Regions from separate parts of the Homo sapiens genome. Here region 2 is linked to region 1. A link is a loop called in an ENCODE intact Hi-C map of the cell type or tissue named here. Cell type or tissue: heart right ventricle. All regions are shown on one strand. Region 1 overlaps GCLC (glutamate-cysteine ligase catalytic subunit). Region 2 has its middle 14 kb from the start of KLHL31.

Region 1 (5,000 bases):
CACACACACAACTATATTTTAAACATATATATTTGATGATTTAAATATATATATATTTGATGACTGTGGATACTGTAATAATTAAATTGTTCTATGTTCCAAAAAGAAAATGTTTTAGCAGTTTTGTCTAAAGCTGTATCAAATTCTGCTAACATTTCATATATTTTGAGAAAATAGGTTTTTTTCCTCCTACTTTGAAATGTCTATTCATACTAAAGAATTTCACATGATACTATGAAAGGTTTACACTTTTAGAAATTAAAATAAATGTGGCCTCTCCCTGATCTAGTTTTCTGTAGCACAGAGCAGGCTGCTTTTTATTTATAACACATTAATCTCAATTTTAATACTGCACAAAAATCAATTAATTTCCTATAGGATTAGGTGGAGTAACTTTCTCAATATTGTCTCAGCCCAAACAGAGAAAACATTCTTAACTTGCCTAGATTAGTGATATGAGTCCCAAGAGAAAAATTTCAAGACTTTAATAAAATAGAGAAAGACAGTGAGAGTTGCGGGGTAAACTGGGAGGACTCTCATACAGGGAGAAAATGTCACCTGTCACCAAAGGAACACAAAAAATTGTGTTGTCCATTATGCTAGTCACTAAGCACATGTGGCTGTGTGGATTTAAAATTACTTAACATAAAATAAAAAAATCAGTTTCCTACTCCCTAATGGATAGTATAGAGTAGAACATTTCTCTTACTGCAGAGGTTGTACTAGACAGCACTGGACCAAAACCCAAGAGAAAACACAATCCTAAAATTAATTTGACCTGGACACACTAATTCATTATTGTTGGCACAAAGGAAATCCTTGAATGTAGACCTGCTCTTTCATGCTCCACGGATGCATGAGACATTTTCTGGGCCTCTGAATTTACATTGGTTGATTTTTTTAAAAACATCATGCTACCACAATTCAGGCATATGTTAGTTTTAATTTTCTGATAATTATAAAGACCATTAAGGCATTCCTACTTTATTTCTGAACCAAATCTAGCAAAACCTAACCAGTCATCTCACACAAATTAACCTCAGAAAAGACAGCACATCAAGTTGCCAATGGGGATGTCTGCTTATGGCCACCAGCATTACTCAGGTACTCTGTAATTTAGAAACCTAAACCAGAACACATTTTCTCTTAAAGAAACAACATTGTAAGTATGAATAGTCCTTATTTACCTCCAATCATCTGTACTTCAGTACAATAGGTTCTGAGTTCTAAAGACAAATGAATTCCTTGGCTTTTTCCTAAGAACGTATTCCCCTGCTAGAGTTCTAGTCACCACGTGGTTGACAAGAAACAGTATCCTGATCCCCAGACAGAAGCTGCTTTGGATCAACTGCCCTGCAGTAGCCAGAGCTGGGGCACTGTAGTGGGTGAGAATCATGGAGAATTTCTGCAGCGGTTCCCTCTAGGTGCAGGAGAGTTTAGGGCTTTAGCATGGGGACAAGACAGAGAACACATCCCCCAGTGGGCGGTGCCCCGCTCAGGGCCTGATACACTTCTTGGGCTGAGCAAGCAAGAATGCACACATGATTTCCTTCTAAGGCATGTTATAAATTAGGCTGCCCTAAATTCAGACTGCCTATGAGAAATTCAGGATTTTAGTTCCTAGGAACTGAAGTTAGACTAATCAACCTAACAGAGAGAAAAAAGAGAGTTTTCTAAAGAGACTAAGTGAGAGTCAATGCTAAATACAGGAATTCTAAGTCCAAAGTGACTGCTAGTGCTCACTGGGGGTCACCTATGCCTCCAGGGACAGGACGACAGGGCTTCAAGACCTCCAAGTTTAATGCCATTCCACCATCATACGAATCTGAGTGCAGACACTGTGTCATAACCACATCTCACAAAGGCAGCATCAGGTTCCCATTCAGGAATCGTACCTGGGTGTTATAGTGGATCCCACCAACAGAGTAACTGTAACCTGTGGGATTTGGAAGATTTAGGTTTTTGTGAATTCAATCTCCTTCCCTGCCATATTTGAAATTCATGCTAAAGGATGAAAATCTCAGATAAGTTAAAGCTCCTGACTTGGGGTTCTGATTCTGGCCTGCTACCTGCTGCCCTGGGAAGAGATCGACACAGGCTGCATAACTATCAAATGAGGTCAGCCTGATTTTCATAGAAAGGGCTCGTCCTGCATCTGCCTTTTCACAGGGCTCGCTTGCCAGCAGATTAGCTGGGAAGGCTGCAGTCACATTACTAAACTTGTTAGCATTTGTCCTGCAGACCGAGAATTTTACCAAGCATATTCAATGGTGTCGTTTTGAAAGAGTGCTGGCATTTCACTAGAAGAGAATTACCTGCTATGGGGTACCAAAAAATGCTTAAGCGTGGATCTGTGGCTGATGACATATTCATATTTTCATTAAAAAACAAAAAGCCTACTTCCTGCATTACCACCATCCCTTTCTCTATTCTTTCTTCTCTTCCTCGCCACCCTCAATCTCATCTCTGTTTGGAGCCTATTAAAACTGTCACAGAGCTCTTTTCCTCCTGCCTATTTGGGCGGTAATAGGTGGGGGAGCAGCTAAGAGTGCAGGCTTTGGAGTCAATCAGTTTGAATCTTGGTAACTTCTCGATGCTTCAGTTTTTGCAGAATGGAGGTAATACTTGCCTCACAGGGCTGCTGGGGAGGATTACATAAAACAATGCATGTAAAGTGCTAAAACAGTATTAAGTACACTGTACCACTCAGGGGTTAGTGGTTACTATTTTCTAGCTCCAGGGCAGTGATACACTGATTGACACAGAATAGTGTCTTGTGTTTCTCAAACATTGGTTACAGCTCCTTTGTGGGCCATGATGAGTTGTGATCAACATAACAAAAAATAATCGTTAATAGGGTAGAATAGAAATATCAGAATATGTCACTCATGGGAAGGGAACTGCTGTTTCGTGGAAATGTTGTTTCACAGAGCGCTTGTTTTAGTCAAAGGTGAAAGCTACTGGCATGGAATGCTGTCTAACCCTACAGTCAGGAAGACCATGGTCCTTCAGCAAGCAGGTCAAGTCACTCTCCTTGAAACTCTTAAATGGCTCACACTCAGCAGAAACTCCAACATCCCTCCTAAAGAGCATTAGGACCAATCTTCTCAGCCTCCTTCATTTCAACCCACCCCACACGATGTTGCAGCTACACTGGCCTTTTCTGTCTCTACAACAATCACTTCAAGGCCTTTAAGACACTTTTGTTCCCTCTGCCTGGAAGATTTTTACCTCAGTATTTCAAGAGCTGGCTCTTGTGTGCTTCAAGTCAAGTGCCACTCCTTCAGAGACCTTTGCTGAACCCCCAACACTGTAACTCCTTCCCCTTTCCACCCTCAAGGGGTGCTACCCACCCTGGTGCCTCCTAAAGTTGTACAAGGTATTTATCCTGCCCAGAGCAGCCTTAATTTTCCCTAATGATAGCCACTTAGAATGTGTTGTAGTCTTTGGCTTTTAAATCATCTGAAAATAAGAGAAAACCCAATGTCCCTTCCAGTTCTAAACTACTGTTTTTGAAATTAAAGTCTTCCAGAAACTCTTAGTATAAGACCATCATTTTTCTTTCACTCATCAAACACAGAACATTCATTTTATTGAAATTAATTTTCTTATTACCCAAAACTTACCCCTTTAGAGCATATGTTTTCTTTAAAAAGTTTACATATACGTGAGTGGAAATCTTTCTAAAATTGACTATCTGCTATCAATAGGAAGATACTACACATACTTTCACTTTTTATTAGGGCTTCAGATGTTTTTGGCAATTTCACTTCTTTAACTACAGCTATAACAGGGCAGGGCCCTTGTGGGCATATCAGAAGGCCACATCTGGACCTGCTTTGGGCAGCTCCTCTCTCGACTGCGCCCTCTCATTTCTGCCTCAATTTCTTGCAGTACATCCTGAGCTGAGATACTAAATGACCGAGTCTGCAGGAACTATGTATAAAGCGATCTGCGTATAGGCCTCAAATATGCTTCCAGGAATAAAGTTTTTGTTTACTTCCCAGTTCTTGCTCTATTTGAGTAGTGGAGCCAACAGATCATAACCCCTAGACACAACTTAACACACTGGCAGGCCAGGGTACTACCCTGCTTAGCTCAGGCAGGACTGCTGAAAAGTCTGCTGGAAAACAGCAGCTTCTATGACCTTTTCTATCTCTGTGAAGCTCTGGTTCCCCTCCAGCAGTTAATCTGAATGGGGCAGACTTACAACCCAGATTTTTACTAGTTTCCTGGAAAAGCGTCATGGAGTCACTCACCTTAGAGTCTGAATTCTGCTAAGTCACCATCCACTTCAAAAACGAGTTAACTGAATCCAAAGGCCTAAAAACAGAATCTTGGGGGAGGGGGACAAAGACAACAGGGGGTCTGTAAGAGCATTTATGTAACTAGGAACATCTGTTTTGGGGGCTCTTTCGTAGTATTGTGTGGAAATAAGTTCAACTACTAAACTCTAACCATAAAACAGACACAAAAATCTAATACAGAAAGCTCTTTAGAGATCATCCATCAGAGTAGAACCTTAGTCATAGAAACTCGCTCAGAACATACCAATCTAAATAACCAAACTTTCCAAGTGCCAATAAAGATATATCAAATATGAACTCTTTTGGCTATAAGTCTGAGGCTCATTACATCCTTCTCTGTCTTTTTAAACCATGTCTGAGAAACAGAACCATTAAGTGGAGATTAAGTCATCACTCATTCAGTTTCACTACACACCAGTGATAACTTAGCCACACAGATATTACCAAAGTGACCCAAACTCATATGCTGTCCCAGTGCAGGCCTGTCTCCTTCTAAAAACTATCATCAAGATTTCAAACATCATATGAAATGTAAAAACATGCATGGGGGCTTTGTGGCATTTATTTTGATCTGACACCAACTTTTGCTATTCTCCCAAATCCTTAATATGTTCAGATATGTTGTTGCCAGACGCCCCCAGTACCTGCCCAACTGGCAAATCCAGAGGCTTCTTGTCCTTCCCCACCTCTTGA
Region 2 (5,000 bases), 150 kb after region 1:
ACTCATGAAAAAACCCTCCTCATTCTCCCCTCGCCCCAGCCCCTGGCACCCACTGTTTTCTTCTTCTTTCTTTTTTTTAAATAAGTGAGTTCTTTTAAATGGATTCTTTGGGATAGAAATGTCTCTCACACGTTTCTACTGGAGATAATTCTGTTCTCAGGAGCTACACAAATGCCAATAATCATTTACGATATTTTTGGTGACCCAACTATGCTTATGTATCCAACATGGTTATAGTTTTATTCATTCACTTGGTCATTCAACAAAAACTTGTTGCATCATGTCTTGACCTGAATATCCCTAAAAGCAGAGCCAGAGACAGGTAGTTTATTTGAGAAGTGATTCCAGGGAGCAAGAGTGAGAGACCAGGGACAGAAGGAAGGAGGGAAAGACAGTACAAGGATGTATTATGAAGTTGGCCAGTATTGTAGGCGACCATGCTCCAACCGCCGGACCTCCTGAGAAGCTTTCTAAAGTGGGTCTCGTAACTGTCCACATTGGCCAAGGATGGCCCCACAAATATTAACACTGTGCAGACTGGCTTATGCATGCTTGTGTGGCCAGGGTGTTCTCACAGGGTCCCACTCCTCTGGCTGGAGAAACTCAAGGACAGGAACAGAGAGGTACATGGCCTAGACCCAGGTGAGGCACTAACAGATTGCACCTACACAAAGTGGGTGTAAGTTTGCACAGAACTGGTTGCTGAGGTGGTGGCTGGAGTGGAAGGTAGGGCTGAGAGGGTGTGAAGTGGTGCCTAGGAGATGTCCCATACACACAGGCCCTGAACCAGGCACTGATTTGGACACACTGTGATAAGCAGGAGGAGGCATGGGCCCTTCCTCATGGAACTTGCAAACACAGGTAGGTGGTGGTGAATAGGCATACAGGAGCAAGTGGCAGCTGCAGGATCATCATGTAGGAGGCTCATGACCCAGGACTGTTGTGAATGTGCCATCTGACCACATGAGAGTAGCTGCCTGGCACTGTACTAGGCAAAGGGGGGAATATAGGGGAACAGGAAAATACAGACCCTGGCCTCACGGATCTGGTAGGGAAAGCAATGATAAATAAATAATTTCCCTAAGACAATTACCCGTCATGTAACATTAGGAAGGAGAAGTCTATTCTATTCTGAGAGGCATAACAGGGATTCTGGGAAGTTGATTGAGCCAGGAAAGTTTCTTTTTAGAAATGGTATTTAATCACAGACTAAAGGATGATATGCTATTAAATAAACATTAATCGGCCAGGCACAGTGGCTCACGCCTGTAATCCCAGCACTTTGGGAGGCCAAGGTGGGCGGATCACAAGGTCAGGAGTTTGAGACCAGCCTGACAAATATGGTGAAACCCCCGTCTCTACTAAAAATACAAAAATTAGCTGGGCATGGTGGCATGTGCCTGTAATCCCAGCTACTTAGGAGGCTGAAGTGGGAGAATCACTTGAACCCAGGAGGCAGAGGTTGCAGTGAGCCAAGATCACGCCACTGCACTCCAGCCTGGGCGACAGAGCGAGATTCCATTTCAAATAAATAAACAAATAAATAAATAAACAAACAAACATTAACCAGCTATTATGGCTCAGCTGCTAGGAACACACTATATAAATTACCATCTTTTCCCCTCAAATTGCTCACAAGTCAGTCGTGGAGACAAATGAATGATGACTTCTGAATCAGAAAAAGGTAAGTAGTATTTCAGTATAATGCAAACACAGAGAATTGGCCTGGGGAAACTGGGGCAGTTTCAGTACAGGGGACAGTGCTTCTGGCTGGGTCCAGAAGGAGTTGGAGGAATTTGCCAGGTGAATGATGGGGACTCTGACAGAGTATATTTCATCCTGGGAAGTGAATCTGCAATGCATTATTGGGAGTCTTCAAGTCATCAATGAGAATTTTAAGTTTGACTTTTACTTTCAGGATAATCTTTTTAAAGTTACTTTTAAGTTTATTCATTCAACTTATCACTGGACACTGCTGTACAATTTCAGGGTTCACATTTTCAAATGCATTTATTATCACAGGATACCAAGAAACACTTTAACTATCTTTTGCCACGCAGGAATTCAGGCCCAGAATGTGGAGAGAGATTCTAATTTCTAGATTATAATACAAGTTGGAAATTCAGCGTTTCATGTGAAATGTTCTAATTTTTAAATGTTGGCAACTAATTTTTTTTCAACATTGTCCATGGTAACAAAACAAAAACACAGGTCACATGTTTGCAGCTCCTGTTCTTTGGGTTTCAGGGTCATTAACAAGGTATTGTTTTCCACCCAGTGGCCATGTAGTTTTACTGCAGTTTGAAGGGCTTCAAGGAAATTTGCTTCCTGCAGTGCTGACCTTGAAACCCCCAACATGTAAAGCCCACCAAAAAGGACAAGGGCCTAACGAGGAATTCAGCAGGAGAGAAGAGGTGGTCTGGCCACTGGGTTGAGCTTGCACCACGGGGAAGCCGGTTCTGGAGCAGCCCAGGAATGAGGGGTAAAGCCCATCAGAACACAGTCGTGGCGCTCTGCTTCGGGATACGTGGCTGAGCTTGTGGAAGGGGAACCATCTCATAGCTCAAGCAAGGGTGTCAGTGAGCAGTGGTTGAACGCAGGATGTGTTCGACTGCAGTATCATATGGCTGCCACCACAGCAGTGATTGTCATGGAGACTGGAATTTTTGGTTTTCTCTACTGGGTTGTGAAAGTGATGCTTTTTTGAGTGAGAAAATCCTTTTGATTTGGCAAATTTGGAGGTCTGGATGAGGAGAGGGCTAAAGAGGGAGAAAATGGATTGTGGCAGAGGTTGCTAGTTGCTTCTCTTTAACATCTGTTTTCCTTCTTTTCCTTAGTATTAGCATTCTCCAGTTTTCAGCCGGGCACACAGCCACCTCCAGGTGACTGTATCACTAAATGCCTTTTAAAGGGCAGAAGAAAACTAATTTTTAAAAAGTTCAACAGCATCAATAATTTCACCTATTTATATTTTAAATCAGCAATCAGTGTGAAAACTCTAAAAAGGTCTAAAGGCATTACCTTGGTAGTTCCCAAAACTAGAGCAGCAGAGCAAGAGCCAAAACCTCCTCCGGTACGAAATTTGCAAAAATAATAGTTGACAGGTAAAATGTCACCCTTTTTAAAATTCTCTGAACAAAGAAGGCTATCATTTGTCTTACATCTAATCAAAAACATTTTGTAAAATTATGATACAGAGTCTCCTCTGTAGGGAGGGTACAGGTAGGCTTGTAGAATTAGAGAGACATGGATTCCAATGAGCAAATGAGATTACTTGACAAGAGAACAGACAGAATTAATAAGACTGGCTCTTGCCGCATCCTTGGTGGTTTAGGGACATGGTTCTGATAGAGTTCAAAGCTCTTGCATGAGGCAAATTGGTAAATATTCGGCCTGACACTTCTTGCACAATCATCTTAAATTATAAAGCAGTAAAAAAAAGCTAAGACTATTCCATTCTTGTGACTTTTTGATGTTTTCCAAATTGAGTTTTAACAGAAATAATAGCAAATGTGAACATTCAAAGTCAATCTCTATACCAATAGCACCCCTCAGCCCAGCTTCCTTCTCTGTCTATTTAGACTTGTTCTGATAGATATTTCAAGGGTGATCTCAATTGTACTCATGGAAAATAGCATTTCTGGGAAAGATTTCTACAAGGCTGAATTCTTCCTGTTGACTAATTCTCCTACATATAGTATTTCCATGTATAGCAGCAACTTCATCCACAGTTGCTCAGATAATTTTAAACGCCACTTAAAGGTTTAACAGGAACACTTTTGGTCCCATCTGTGGGGGTGGGAGGGCTAGGCTCTAAGAACAGAATTAAACTCATATTTTGAAGTGTAGTATGCAAATCAGGTTGCCAAAACAACTGCTTCTGTGACTCTTAGAAGAGATTTAAGATGGAGCCAAGAGTTGAGACAAAGGCTAAAGAGATCAGAGAATGAGAATCGAGGATTCCTAAGGTGAAAGTTTTTGAAGGATTGTGGCATTTTCCCATTCTTTTGGTGAGGGAAGAAGTGTGCTTCCCCTCTTCTTAATCCAAGTGAGAAAGACTTTGGGGGAGTCACATAAGGAACTTGATCTATGTCCTCTGGAATTCAGTGGACTAGTGTCTGAACTCTGAGGATGGCTGTTCAGGTTGTACAATGCACAACTCTAGAAGGTCCCATTCACATAGACAACAATGTTTAGAAATCTGCAAACTATATTTGGAGACTCTGGGTGTCTGACTCTCCTAGAGGTAAGCTATGGTGGTTGGAGCTGCAGTTAGTTAATTGCAAAGAGGAAAACAAGGGCACTAGGAGCAAGTTGGAGTTTCACCAACAATGAGACAAGGATGTGAGAGTTTTTCAGCTTGGCCACGTGGGTCCATGTAAGGAAACCAGCCTGAAGCCTTCTTGAGAAGGTCCTTAGGGGAAAAAAACCTAGAGAGGACCCCTCCAACTGAAAGCCAGAGGGCTGAGTGTTGGCAGTGAAAGTGGCCAGGCATTGGAGTGGCTGTCCTCATCATGGACAGTGCAGTGGGGATTTCCCATGGGGCAAAGAACCCCATGAGAGTCCACCCTGAGCACTCAACCTCAATGAGCAGCAACGCCAGATCACAGAGGTTCCGTCCATGTGCCCTTTGCATAACCCCAGCCCTGGGCCCAGTCCTGGAGGGAATAGAAAGACAGCTTGTGAGGGGAAGCATCGGAAGAGGAAAAGATGCCAACCATGCCCTAAGCCCCCAGCCCCAGACTCCCAAGACCCTCACTCTAGGCTTGTAGGCCAAAGTCAGGTGTCAGCCCAGGGAGGGTAAAAAATTTGGAATTTGGTTATTACACTAAATTGAACATTTTAATTACTAAAATAAGACTTCTGTTAAGACCAAAGGTGAGCTCAGGATATTTAAAACCTTTAAGTGACTGGGAGATCTGCTTGAGACTTCATATAAGAACAGGGAAAGAATCAGCCCATTCAGTAGGTATAAAGGAGGAGGGATTGGGGAGGAGTCG

The links. A loop is a pair of places that touch in the nucleus more often than their neighbours do. Peaks named below come from ENCODE experiments on the same cell type or tissue, not always from the same donor. Only the 100,000 strongest peaks of a DNase experiment are listed, where the experiment ranks them.
Region 2: it touches region 1 in a loop (2.2-fold over the local background); 3 of 110 quality-filtered maps call a loop at or near these places.

The regions. Positions count from the first base shown.
Region 1 is chr6:53,528,431-53,533,430 of GRCh38, forward strand. The region is part of intron 1 of GCLC (glutamate-cysteine ligase catalytic subunit); the gene reads right to left. Among named protein-coding and RNA genes, the nearest start is that of GCLC, 14 kb to the right of the region's middle. In heart right ventricle, no CTCF peak of the experiment used is centred here; a DNase peak (open chromatin) is centred at 2,146; H3K27ac peaks cover 4,757 bases.
Region 2 is chr6:53,677,321-53,682,320 of GRCh38, forward strand. No RefSeq gene overlaps it. Among named protein-coding and RNA genes, the nearest start is that of KLHL31, 14 kb to the left of the region's middle. In heart right ventricle, a CTCF peak has its summit at 2,273 (motif pointing left); no DNase peak of the experiment used is centred here; H3K27ac peaks cover 630 bases.